2 separate regions of the Homo sapiens genome follow, and region 2 is linked to region 1. The links are chromatin loops, found by intact Hi-C in ENCODE. Cell type or tissue: thyroid gland. All regions are shown on one strand. Each heading gives the region's core, and the rest is flanking DNA. Links, peaks and the distances in the headings are about the cores only. Region 1 has its middle 19 kb from the start of NOC4L. Region 2 overlaps GALNT9 (polypeptide N-acetylgalactosaminyltransferase 9).

Region 1 (6,060 bases), core at 237-5,236:
ACATTAGTTATTGAAAAACAACAGACAATTGCAAGAACAAGTTGACCTTTTTGCGTTCCTTGAGCCTGGTCGCGAAGGGCCCTTGTGACTAGGCCTCATGAAAAAACAACTCGTTACAAAAAGAGCTCAGGTCCCAGACCGTGCCAAAGATTCATGAGACCTCTCCCCATCTGTGCACAGACAGGCAGCCGACTCTGGAGCCCAGGCTGTTGCTTCCCAGTCTGGTGGTGAATCCTCCATAGTCTGGTGAGTATACATATATATATATTTAAATATATATATAAATATGTATATTTAAATATATTTATATATATTTATATATTTATATATAAATATATATTTAAATATACATATATATAAATATATATATTTAAATATACATATTTAAATATATTTAAATATATTTAAATATATAAACATATATAATATATTTATTTATGTATATAAATATATATAATATATATTTAAATATATTTATTTATGTATATGAATATATATAATATATATTTAAATATATTTATTTATGTATATGAATATATATAATATATATTTAAATATATTTATTTATGTATATGAATATATAATATATATTTAAATATATTTATGTATTTAAATATATATAAATATATATTTAAATATATTTATATATAAACATATATTTAAATATATTTATATATAAATATATAATATATATTATATATTTATACATAAATATATATAATATACATTTATATATAAACATATATAATATACATTTATATATGAATGTATAATATACATTCATATATAAATATATATAAATGTATATAATATACATTTATATATATAAATATACATAATATACATTTATATATATAAATATACATAATATACATTTATATATAAATACATATATTTATATATTTATATATATAATGTATATTATATATAATATATATTTATATATTATATATAATATACATTATATATATAAATATATAAATATATTATATATGTAAATATGATATATATTTAAATATGTAAATATATGATATATATTTAAATATGTAAATATATGATATATATTTAAATATGTAAATATATGATATATATTTAAATATGTACTATATTTATATATTATATATTTATAACATACATTATATATATTTATATAATATATAATATATAATATAAATATATATATATTTTTTCCCTTTTCCCCTTCCCATTGCAATTTGCTTATTATATATCTCCACTGCCATTTACGTGGAATAAAGGTTGTTTACCGTTACAGGTATTGTGTGTCTTTTCTTCTCCCCTCACGCATCTCCTGCACAGAACAGATGGATGGGTAGATGGATGGATGTGTGGATGATGGGTGGATGAATGGATGATGGATGGATGGCTGGATGGATGATGGATGGGTGGATAGATGGATGGCTAGGTAGACGGATGATGGATGGATGGCTGGGTGGATGGGTGGGTGGGTGGACGGATGATGGATGGGTCAACGGATGGATGAGTGGTTGATGGACGGATGGGTGGATGGATGGGTAAGTGATAGATTAGCTAAGTGGCAGATACAGATAGATAAATGATACAGATATATATGATTGATCAATGAATATAGATGATAGACATAGGATAGAGATCATCAATATAGATAGATGTGGCAGACAGGTAAGTAATAGATTGAAATAGACAAATAGAGATAGGTAGAGAGATAGAATAGATAGCAGATATGATAGAGAGATCACAGAGATAGAGAGATAGGGGAGAGAGATGATTGAGAGAGACAGAGAGAGATGGAAGGGACCAGTGCTGGCGGGGATGTGGAGAACTTGGACCCTTGTGCCCTGCTGGTGGGATGTCAATGGTGCACCCACTGTGGAAAACTGTCTGGAGAGTCCTGAACACATTAGATGTGGAATTACCACAGGATGGCAGCCACGCGGCACGTCCCTGAGCAGCCGGGAGCCCAGCGACTCTTCTTTAACAGTACGAACACGGTGAGACTGCTGGGCCATTTATCCAGTTAGTGACAGGACAAAACCAAATTCCAGAGGCCGTGCCACCTGCACGCCCAGGCTCTGCGGTAATTCCTGGCTTTGTTAGCCATGGGGCTAACCAGGGCTGAGCCACCCATGAGGCACCTTCCTGGAGGCTGGGGTGTCACCCTCTGCGCCCCGATGCGGGCCCCATTATGTGGGTGACCTGCGCCCAGGGGACCCTGGGCAGCCTGCAAGTGAGCGTGGTTCAGGGCTGGGCCACACATCCTGGCTCTGCACAGCACCTACCTGGTTTTTGGTTACTCACCTGTCCTTTAAAATATGTGTAGAGCAGGGAGAGGAGCTCACATGGCAGGGGCAGCCCACGCAGGGTGGCAAGGGCACAGGTGCGAGCTCAGGTGATGCTGCTCCTCTGGGGCAGGCCAGGCACCCGTCCTGGGGGGCGTCCTGCAGCCCCTATACCCCCTGGCCTGAGCAGCCCCCATTCTGCCAGAGCAGCAGGGCCCCACCTTCCTGCGGGGCACCTGCCCTCCCCACGGGCAGCTCAGTGCATGACAGCTCTGACCCAGCATCAACTGAGAATGCTTCTGGGGGAAGGAAACTAAAAGGCATTGGAGTGGCTCGGACCTGCAGGATGGAGCTGCGCCCAGTACAGGGCGGAGTCGAAGTGGCTCGGACCTGCAGGATGGAGCTGTGCCCAGCACAGGGCGGAGTCGAGGTCCCACAGGTGGGGAGGACCCGGCAGCTAGGGATGGAGCCACCTGGGGCTAGAAACAGAACGACAGGGTCAGGGGAGGAACAGACATGCAGGAGGGACAGTGAGGGAGGTGACGCGGCCATGGGTGAGGTCAGGGCCCAGGGAAGCTCCCAATGGCTCCGGAGCCAGGGCTCACCAGCAGCCAAGCACCGGGATGGAGGGGATGCTCAGCAAGGGCTTCCCGCCTTCCAGAAAAGGCGACATCCACCCTCATGGCCCAAATGGGAGGGTTTGGGGAAGGAATTTCAGAAGGGCCCCTGCCCCCGCCCTGCCCATGACTTCGGTGGCTGATCCCACTCTCCATGAGGCGTCTGCTGTGGCTGCATTGCCCGGGAGCCAGCTGGGCTGGGAGGGCAGGGACAACTCGGACTCTGTGTGCCCCCACTGCCTGGGAAGGCGGCCAACACCGCTTTTGAATTTTAAATGAAACCAAAATTGACTGCGGTAGCGGGGAAATATTTCCTAACACAGTAATTTCCCTCAGAGTGCAGTTGCCACATCAATAAAAATAAACAGCTCTGTAGTGGCCACAGCTCAGGAAGCAGGCAGAGCACAGGCTGGCCCAGGAGGCTGCTTCCCTGGCTCCTACCTGCCTCCCACCTCCCCACGGGCCTCCCCGAGCCTCCTCACGGCAGGGCGGCTGGTGACCCGAGAGGGGTGGCTGGGGACAGCATGGAGGACAGGACAGCACCTCAGGACCGGATTCTGGATACACTGCACCCTCTCGTGCCAGGTGTTGGCAGTTCCGACCAAGCCCAGGCATGAGGGAGGGCCAGGCGGTGTGAGCCCGGGGGCATCCTGGGGGTCGTTCTGGAGGCCAGAAGCTGCAGGTGACAAAATAATGTGTGACGAGGGGGATTTGAGAGTAGCAGAGAGGAATGTGTCCTATGTCTGCCAAAAAGAAAGAAAAGATGAGGGGAGAGGGGAGAGGAGACAAGAGAGGGGAGGGGAGAGGGGAGAGAGGAGAGGGGAGAGAGGAGAGGATCTGTGCAGGGCACATGTTTCCCGTCCCAGGGCAGGGAAGGACAGCCCCCAGGGCAGAGCTGTGGAACGCTGTTTTCTTCCCTCCTTGATGCTGTGGGTTGGCGGTGGCTGGATGCAGCCCCACCAAATGGGGGCTTCAGGTGGCTGCTGGGGTCCCAAGACAGCCAGGCTGAGAAAACCGAGGCAGGTGTCATGAGCCATGGTGGGGCTTCGGCTTTCTCACGATGTGGCGTCTCCACGCAGTGGAGGGCAGGGCAGGGCAGGGCCTCTGATGACCCAGCCGCAGAGTCCAGTGCGAGGAACAGCTCAGTGAGGAGGGGCTGAGTGGAGAGGAGCTGAGGGAAGAGGGGCTGAGTGGGGAGGGGCTGAGTGGGGAGGAGTGATGACCCAGCCGCAGAGTCCAGTGCGAGGAACAGCTCAGTGAGGAGGGGCTGAGTGGGGAGGAGCTGAGTGAGGAGGAGCTGAGGGCGGAGGAGCTGAGGGAGTAGGAGCTGAGTGGGGAGGAGCTGAGTGGGGAGGAGCTGAGTGAGGAGGAGCTGAGGGAGGAGGAGCTGAGGGAGGAGGAGCTGAGGGAGGAGGAGCTGAGGGAGGAGGAGCTGAGGAAGGAGGAGGTGACGGAGGAGAAGCTGAGGAGGAGCTGAGAGAGGAGGAGCTGAGGGAGGAGGAGCTGAGGGAGGAGGAGCTGAGTGAGGAGGAGCTGAGTGGGGAGGAGCTGAGGGCGGAGGAGCTGAGTGAGGAGGAGCTGAGGGAGGAGGAGCTGAGGGAGGAGGAGCTGAGGAAGGAGGAGGTGACGGAGGAGGAGCTGAGGAGCTGAGGGAGGAGGAGCTGAGGGAGGAGGAGCTGAGGGAGGAGGAGGTGAGGGAGGAGGAGGTGAGGGACGAGGAGCTGAGGGAGGAGGAGCTGAGGGAGGAGGAGCTGAGGGAGGAGGAGCTGAGTGGGGAGGAGCTGAGGAAGGAGGAACTGAGTGGGGAGGAGCTGAGCGAGGAGGAGCTGAGGGAGGAGGAGCTAAGGGAGGAGGAGCTGAGTGGGGAGGAACTGAGTGGGGAGGAGCTGGGTCCAGGGCAGAGCCAGGATGCTGGAGGCCGCAGCATCTTTATCGGTGGGGTCAGGGGTCACCACACGGAATCTTTTTGCCGGGATCTGAGGCTGGAGACTGCGGGAAGCTCTCAGGGGAGGGCCTGCGGTGGAGCAGGCCTGGTGGGAGGCGGCCAGCAGGAGAAGAGATGAGGGCCCAGGGAACGGGAAGGGCGGGGGCTTCGGCCAGAGGGGGCCAGGAGCTGGGGGAATGTGGGAGGAGGACAGTCGGTCCCAAGATCACTCCCTGTCTCCGGGCCCCTCTGGCCACCAGGTCCTGCCACCAGGTCCTGCCACCATCCAGCCTGCCTTGCTTCCACCGCCCCGTCTGTGGGGCTGTCAGGCACTTCCCACATGGGCACGCAGGGCTCCTGAGCCTGGCTGTCCTCCGACACCAGCTGGGGGAACCTGCCAGCACCCGGCTCTTCCTTCTTGATCACACCTTGCACAGGTATTGCAAGGACAGGCGGAGGGCACTGGGCTGTGAACTCTCACGCCACCGTGCCGCACGCACTGGGACAGTGGACACTGCCTCTCCGGACTTCCTGAAGGGCTGACAGGGAAGGGGACGAGGCTGTCCCACCAGGGACAGTCCCCCCACCACCTCTGTGAAGAAGCTCCCAGCCTGTCCTGAGGGTGCTGCAACCCTGGGCTGGACCCTCTGTCCCCTGGTTTCCAGGAGACCCCGACAGAGCCCCCCGAGCCCACCCACTCCACCCCCTCGCTTTCTGCCGGTTCCATTGGGCTCAGGGCCTGCAGATCTGGAAGAGGATGCCTGGTCCCGTGGCCCCCGCACCGTTATCTCTTCATTACTTTTTCCTCTTATCTACCCAGTTTCCATTCTCTCATGCAGCCGGAACCACTGGACTAGAATGACAGCAGGATCAGCCCAGCACCGCGCCACCGCCTCCCCGTCTGCCTGCCAGCCAGTAGGGCTTCAGCCACTCACCAGCTGTCCCAAGCAGCAAAGCCCGTCGGGCCTCGGGGAGCACTGTCTGTGGCAGTTCACAGCTCCTTCCCCGACACTGTCACGTGCCTGAGTGGCCCAGACAGCAATCGGCCAGCATGCTGAGCAGAGCTGGGAGCAGGGTGGACCTGGCAGAGCACTCCCCAGCTGGGGTGAAGAGGGCTCGCCCAGCGTGGGCATGGGCGGCTGCCTAGACACCCACGTGAGCACTGCCCAAGCTCTGGGGAAACGAATGAAAGAAGGAAAAGGGGCCGAGAGAGGCGAGAAGAGAACAATGCTGTTTCAGTCCC
Region 2 (6,728 bases), core at 920-5,919, 91 kb before region 1:
TCCCCAATTAGCAGGAAAAGGATCGCCTTGTGTTTGACATTTTAAAAATCAGTGAAATTCAGAGAACCCAATGGGAGGCACCTCCCACAGTTTTTGGCAGGCTCTGGATGCCCTGAGCTGTGGCAGGAGCAGGCTCACTGGCCCCATCAAGTCTTCAAGGCATGGCTGCCCCCCTGCTCCTCATAGCCACCACCTGGACAGCTGCTGAAGCCCCCCGTTCCAGCTCTCAGCTAAAGGACAGGGCGCGACATGAACAGACACTACCCAGGAGAAGACTGGCCTGCGCCAGCAAGCTCATGAAATGTGCTCCCCACAGTCCAGGGAGATGCAAATTCAACCCACAGTGAGATGGGGCTCTGTGCCCACTGGGGTGGCTGAAAGGTGCAGGCTGACAATACCAAATGTTGACAAGGACATGGCACAGATGCAACTCTCGGACATGGCTGGCAGGACTGTGAATCGGTGCAGCCACTTTGGAAAACCGGCAGCTCCTTCTGAAGGCCCGAAACCCACTCCAGTGTCCCCCCTTCCAGTGTCCCCCCTCCAGCGTCCCCCCTCCAGTGTCCCCCTCCAGCGTCCCCCCAGTGTTCCCCCTCCAGTGTTCCCCCTCCACTGTCCCCCTCCACTGTCCCCTCCAGTGTCCCCCGTGTCCCCCCTCCAGTGTCCCCCCTATTCCACTCCCAGGTGTTTTTCTCAAAATAAATGAGACATGCGTACATGCAAAGGCTTCCACACAAACGTTCACAGCGGCGTTACTCACAGTAGCCTCATATGCGTCAGCAGGTGAATGGATGAGCAGGGCAGACTCCACCCACATCACGGAATACTTAGAAACAGGGAGGAGTGGACCCTTCCACACCTAACAACGTGGTGAGATGTAGAGGCTCATGCTGAGCCTCGGAGCCACACATGGAAGAGAGTGTCTGCGTGATTCCTGCACACAGAATTCCACGGAAGGCAAAATTCATCCTGGGTGGAGGCTGAGGGTCGGGGCTCACAGGGAAGGGGCCTGCCTGGGACAGTTCCAGGGCAGCAGTGTTCTCTGCTGGAAAAGGATGGGGTCACCCAGGGGTCTCCATCAGTCAAAATGGGCCAAAATGCAAAGATCACATGGATGCATTTCATTTTATATAAATTTCACCCCTCAAAGTTGATTTTAAAGAATAAATGAAATATTAAGGCAGGTGCGGTGGTTCATGCCTGTAATCCCAACACTTGGGAGGCCCAGGTGGGTGGATTGCGTAAACTCAGGAGTTCGCCCTCCCTCATGGGGACAGAAACAGCAGACAGCCGCAACGAGATGGGGCCATGTTAGAAGTTCCAGGACGGCTTCCATGGTGGACACCCAGCGTGAAGATCGCAAAGGCGCATGTGGGTCCACGCGGTGTTGTCATCGCGGCCGGTGCCCCTGCGTTCCATGCTTAGCGTGCAGGCGTGCAGCCTGCTGGATGTGTATGTTTTAGGGAGAAGGAATCAATGCACACATGTCAGGTGTGCACTGGTTCAGTCCAAAAGGCGGGAGGACCGGAAGTGGGGACTTCCAGGCCATGGGCGGATTCAAAGATTTTCTGATTGGTAATTGGTTGAAAGAGTTAAGTTATTATCTAAAGACCTGGTATGAATAGAAAGGAGCATCTGGTTAAGATAAAGGGTTGTGGAGACCGAGGTTTTATGATGCAGATGAAGCCTCCAGGTAGCGGGCTTCAGAAGGAGCTTCAGAAGGAGGAGATTGTAAATGTTTCTTATCAGACTTAAAAAGGGGCCAGACTTCTGGTTAATCTTGTCTGGATCAGAAAAGACCTCCAAAAGAAAGGGAAGTCTCTACAGAATGTTGAGTTCCCCCACAAGACACAGCATTGCAAGCCATTTCAAAATACATCAATGAAATACATTTTGGGGTAAAATACTTAACTTCTTTAGGGACCTGCTAACTGTCATTTTGGATGCATTTTATCTCTACAAAAGAGTCTGTTTGGTCAGACTTAACATCTGTGTTTTAGTGTTCCAGAATTCCAAAGGGAGGAGAGTCTAAGGGGCTTGTCCAAACCCTCTTCCCATCAGGACCTGAGCTCGTTTTCCTGGGTTACTTTGGGGTGCCCTTGGTTGAGAAGCGGCTCCATTCAATTGGTTGGGGGTCTTAGAATTTTATTCTTGGTTGACAGAACCAATACTTAATCATTTTCACTTGAAATCTTATTTTATGTGAAAATGATTTCTACTCTTTTTGAAAATTGGAAGATTCTAGGCCCCAATTCTTACTCAGTCATGATGAACTGAAGCTGAGCTGTGGCTGCTCCCTCGGACAGAGCAGAGCCACAGTCACCACCTGTCCCAACAGCCGCTCCCGGCAAGCCCATCTGTCCTGTATTGTTTATCATTTGCTGATGCTGCTGCTCCACTTGGGGAAATAATTCTCTAGAGCTGGGTCCTTACGGGAGAGGGAGAATAGGGACAGACCAAGAGGACTGACTATTTCAAGAGAAAGAAGATGAAGGCTTTGATTTCACCATGTTCAACAAGTGACACTAGCCCTCTTCTCTCTTGTACTTTACCTGCCTGACCTTCGTGTAAGTTTGTCTGTCAAAACTCACCCTGGAGGATCAAAGTCTGGGCGAGAGCCCCATCAGAAATCAGCTCCCCACTCACTGGAGGATCACAGAGTCACGTGCTGGAGCCCTGTCAGAATCACTCCTCTCGCATAGAGGATCAGAGTCAGAGACATGAGCCCTGTCAGAATCACTCCCCTCATGCTGGAGGATCAGGAGTAATAGGCGAGAGAAAAAAATAAGAAGGACACGATGCTGATCATCGCTGAAACTGAGAACACATTCTGCTCATCTTTCTCCTTTTGCATACACTTGAAAATTTCCATAAAAGTAAATATGCATATTAAAAGCAGCGGAGGGGCCGGGTGCAGTGGCTTACGCCGGTATTTCCAGCACTTTTGGGAGGCCGAGGCGGGTGGATCACCTGAGGTCAGGAGTTCCTAGCCTGGCAAAACCCTGTCTCTACTAAAAATACAAAAATTCGCAGGGCGTGGTGTCAGGTGCCTGTAATCCCAACTACTTGGGAGGCCGAGGCAGGAGAATTGCTTGAACAGAGGAGGCAGAGGTTATAGTGAGCTGAGATGGTGCCATTGCACTCCAGCCTGGGCAACGAGAGCGAAATTCAGTCTAAAAAAAAAAAAAAGAAAAAACAGTGAAGGGCATTTTCAAGGATGTACAGCAGGGGTCAGGGAATCATGGCCCACAGTCCTGTATTTGTAAATAAAGCTTTATTGACACACGGCCATGTTTCCTCATTTGCATATCAGGGCAGAGGGGAGCAGCTGCCACCCAGGCTTCTGGCACAGAGCCAAGACATTTACACACTTGCCCCGGGCAGAGAAAGTGTGGGCCCTGCTCCAGGACGGCATTTCCGTGATCTCTTTGGGGAATGGAACTTTAGGTGCAGGGATAACCACCTCACTTTTTAAGTCCTAACAATTTTCACTGTGGGCAAAGGATTACCTAGGTGCCGAGGCAAGAGACTGAAGGCACAAACTTTCAGTATAATAAAGAAAATAGTTAGAATAAGAATAATCATAATACAAGTCAGATATAGAGATGATCATGGACAATTATCAATCATTATTATAAACATTATTAATCATTAGCTTTTAATATTACTCTTTGTTGCATTACTAATATAATCTAGGAATAACCTGAGGGTATAGGGTCAGGTGCTGAAGGAACATTGTGAGAAGTGACCTAGAAGGCAAGAGGTGAGCCCTCTGTCATGCCCGCATAAGGGCCGCTTGAGGGCTCCTTGGTCAAGCGGTAACGCCAGTGTCTGGGAAGGCACCTGTTACTTAGCAGACTGTGGAAGGGAGTCTCCTTTCCTTGGAGGAGTCAGGGAACACTCTGCTCCACCAGCTTCCTGTGGGAGGCTGGATATTCTCCAGGCCTGCCCGCAGTCATCCGGAGGCCTAAACCCCTCCCTGTGGTGCTTCAATGGTCACACTCCTTGTCCACTTTCATGCTCCTCCCGCACTCCTGGTTCCTCTTTGGAGTTCGTAGTAGATAGCAGAAGAAGAAATAGTGGAAGTCTTAAAGTCTTTGATCTTTCTTATAAGTGCATAGAAGAAAACGCTGACATTTGCTGCCTTCCCTCTCTGCTTCAGCTACCTAAAAGGGAAGGGCCCCCTGTCCTGTGATCATGTGACTTGCTTCACCTTGTCAATCACTTAGAAGATTCACCCTCCTTACCCTGCCCCCTCGTCCTGTATGCAATAAATATCAGCGCACCCAGCCGTTCGGGGCCACTACTGGTCTCCGTGTCTTTTTTTTTTTTTGAGGCAGTTTCGCTGTTGTTGCCCAGGCTGGAGTGCAGTGGTGCGATCTCGGCTCACCACAACCTCCGCCTCCCAGGTTCAAGCGATTCTCCTGCCTCAGCCTCCCTAGTAGCTGGGATTACAGGCATGTGCCAGCACGCCTGGCTAATTTTTTTTGGTATTTTTAGTAGAGACGGGGTTTCTCCATGTTGGTCAGGCTGGTCTCGAACTCCCGACCTCAGGTGATCCGCCTGCCTCGGCCTCCCAAAGTGCTGGGATTACAGGCATGAGCCAGTGCGCCCAGCCAGGTCTCCGTGTCTTGATGGCAGTGGTTCCCCCCAGGCCCAGCTGTTTTCTCTTTATCTCTTTGTCTTGTGTCTTTATTTCTGACAATCTCTTGTCTCTGCACACGGGGAGAACACCCGCTAAGCCCTGTAGGGCTGGACCCTACATTTCACTCTTTCCATTGTGGATGCAAACTCTTTCTAAAACGTGGCACGTGCTTCTCTGCCTTCTCAGAAACAGTTTTTAAATAACATTAAATGTCAGTGTCGGCGTCCGCAAGACACGAAGGCTTCAGTCGTGGCGGGGATGCGGCTGCAGGAGGTGCCCATGTGCCTGGGACTCTCTGCCCTTCCTGCGTTCACAGCCGCCTGTGGCTCATCTTTGGAGGCCTCTTTGCTCCCTGCAGAGTTGAAGCACCTGAGCTTCAATGGGACAGTCCTAGGCAGGAGTGTGGCCTCACTGCCTGGGCCTGTGGAGGTGGCTGCCCTGTTGGCCTCCACCCTGTTCTAGTCCTCTTCCTGCTCCCCTGCTCCTTTCTCCCAGACAGACGCTGGGGACCATCCTCATCACGGAGGATTCCTGGGATCCCAGTTAAGATCCGGCACCCCCATCACGTGAGCAAGGTGGGAGAACGGCAGGAAGGACAGGCAGCCTGGCAGGCGGGGGGCAGGCCTGGGGGAGCTGGCTCTCATCGGGGCTGCTGGTTCAAGTGTGACTTCGGAGGACACCTGGGGACATGTGTTCCTCCAGGAAGAGGTGGGGCCCCCAGGCTGTGGGTGCCCAGAGGCTGCTGATGTGCCACCAGCCCCTCCAGGATCAAGGGCTGTGCTGACACCAGGCCTGCCCACCTGAGAACCACTCGGAAATTATTCCCTCCAAAGCTCTGGAACCCCAAGCACTACCTCCATTCCCCAGGGCCCTCCAGCTTGCAGAGCCCTGTCTGCCGGGGGCTGGGCCTGCGGGGAGGAGACCCCTGATTTTCTCCTTCACCCGAGGAACAAAGAACAGGGTGCTGTCCCTGAGACCTCTCCTGGTCAGAAGAGGACCTGGGAGGGCGGTGTGGGCCCGGAGGAGTCCCCTCTGAGAGCTGGCCTTGCAGAGCCCTGAGCTCCAAGGATTTAAGGAGTCAGCGACCCCAACCCCATTGACAAGCCACACAGAAACGAGAGCAGCCGCTCCCCTCCCCGGAAAGCGGATGCCGGGAGCCCCCCAAGACGCAGAGCACCGGCCTGTTTCACAGCTTCCTGCCCCGTAACCGGCGTCGTGAACTGGACATGCCTTCCTGTGCTTTTCATCCTTAACGTACTCCAGTTTTAATTTTAACTTTTCGTTTCAGTGCCTCTGATTGAAGGTGGCAAGTGTTGACTGAAACCAAAGTTAAAATTGTATCGATCGAAATTCATAAAATCAAATGAATGTGAAAGAAATGTAAATAATCAAGCTCTCGGGTGATGTTTCCATGCGTTTGTGGCTCGCACATCTGCACGTACGTGTACCGTGTGCCGGTCACCGCTTGGGTCTTGCACGGCGAGGTTTCAGTGTGCGTTATTCTCGACGTGTTCCAAACTCCGTGTGGAAGGACGCGGCTCCGGTGCCCTTGTCTTAGCTTCTCCGTGGATTGTGTCTTACGCGCGCGCTGCTGTTTACGTACCTATCCCAGGTTCACGGGCACCGGGCTCACTAGGCCTCCCTGTGCACGTGTGCAGGCGACAGGTCCACCGCAGGCCTCCGGGGATGTGGGTCCCGACTCCACCCACACGGGCGGTGCCCACCGCCTCCTCGCCGTCTTACCTCGGCATGAGCTGAGCCTTTGTTGTTGTTGTCGTTTGAGACGGAATCCCCTCTGTCACCCGGGCTGGAGTGCAGTGGCGTCATCTCAGTCCACTGCAACCTCCGCCTCCCAGGTTCAAGTGATTCTCCTGCCTCAGCCTCCCGAGTAGCTGGGATTACAGGTGCACACCACCACGCCCGGCTAATTTTTTGTATTTTTAGTAGAGATGGAGTTTCTTCATATTGGCCAGTCTGATCTTGAACTCCTGACCTCAGGTGATCTGCCTGCCTTGGCATCCCAAAGTGCTGGGATTACAGGCGTGAGCCACTGTGCCCGGCCACGTTGGCTTTTCTTGTTATC

The links. A loop is a pair of places that touch in the nucleus more often than their neighbours do. Peaks named below come from ENCODE experiments on the same cell type or tissue, not always from the same donor. Only the 100,000 strongest peaks of a DNase experiment are listed, where the experiment ranks them.
Region 2: a loop joins it to region 1, with 2.3 times the contacts of the local background. A loop is called at or near these places in 2 of 110 quality-filtered maps.

Annotation. Positions count from the first base shown.
Region 1 is chr12:132,159,962-132,166,021 of GRCh38, reverse strand. No RefSeq gene overlaps it. Among named protein-coding and RNA genes, the nearest start is that of NOC4L, 19 kb to the right of the region's middle. In thyroid gland, for the core only: no CTCF peak of the experiment used is centred there; a DNase peak (open chromatin) is centred at 3,120; H3K4me3 peaks cover 605 bases.
Region 2 is chr12:132,250,487-132,257,214 of GRCh38, reverse strand. The region is part of intron 5 of GALNT9 (polypeptide N-acetylgalactosaminyltransferase 9); the gene reads left to right. Among named protein-coding and RNA genes, the nearest start is that of GALNT9-AS1, 22 kb to the left of the region's middle. RefSeq lists enhancers at 869-1,388, 1,389-1,909. In thyroid gland, for the core only: no CTCF peak of the experiment used is centred there; a DNase peak (open chromatin) is centred at 4,034.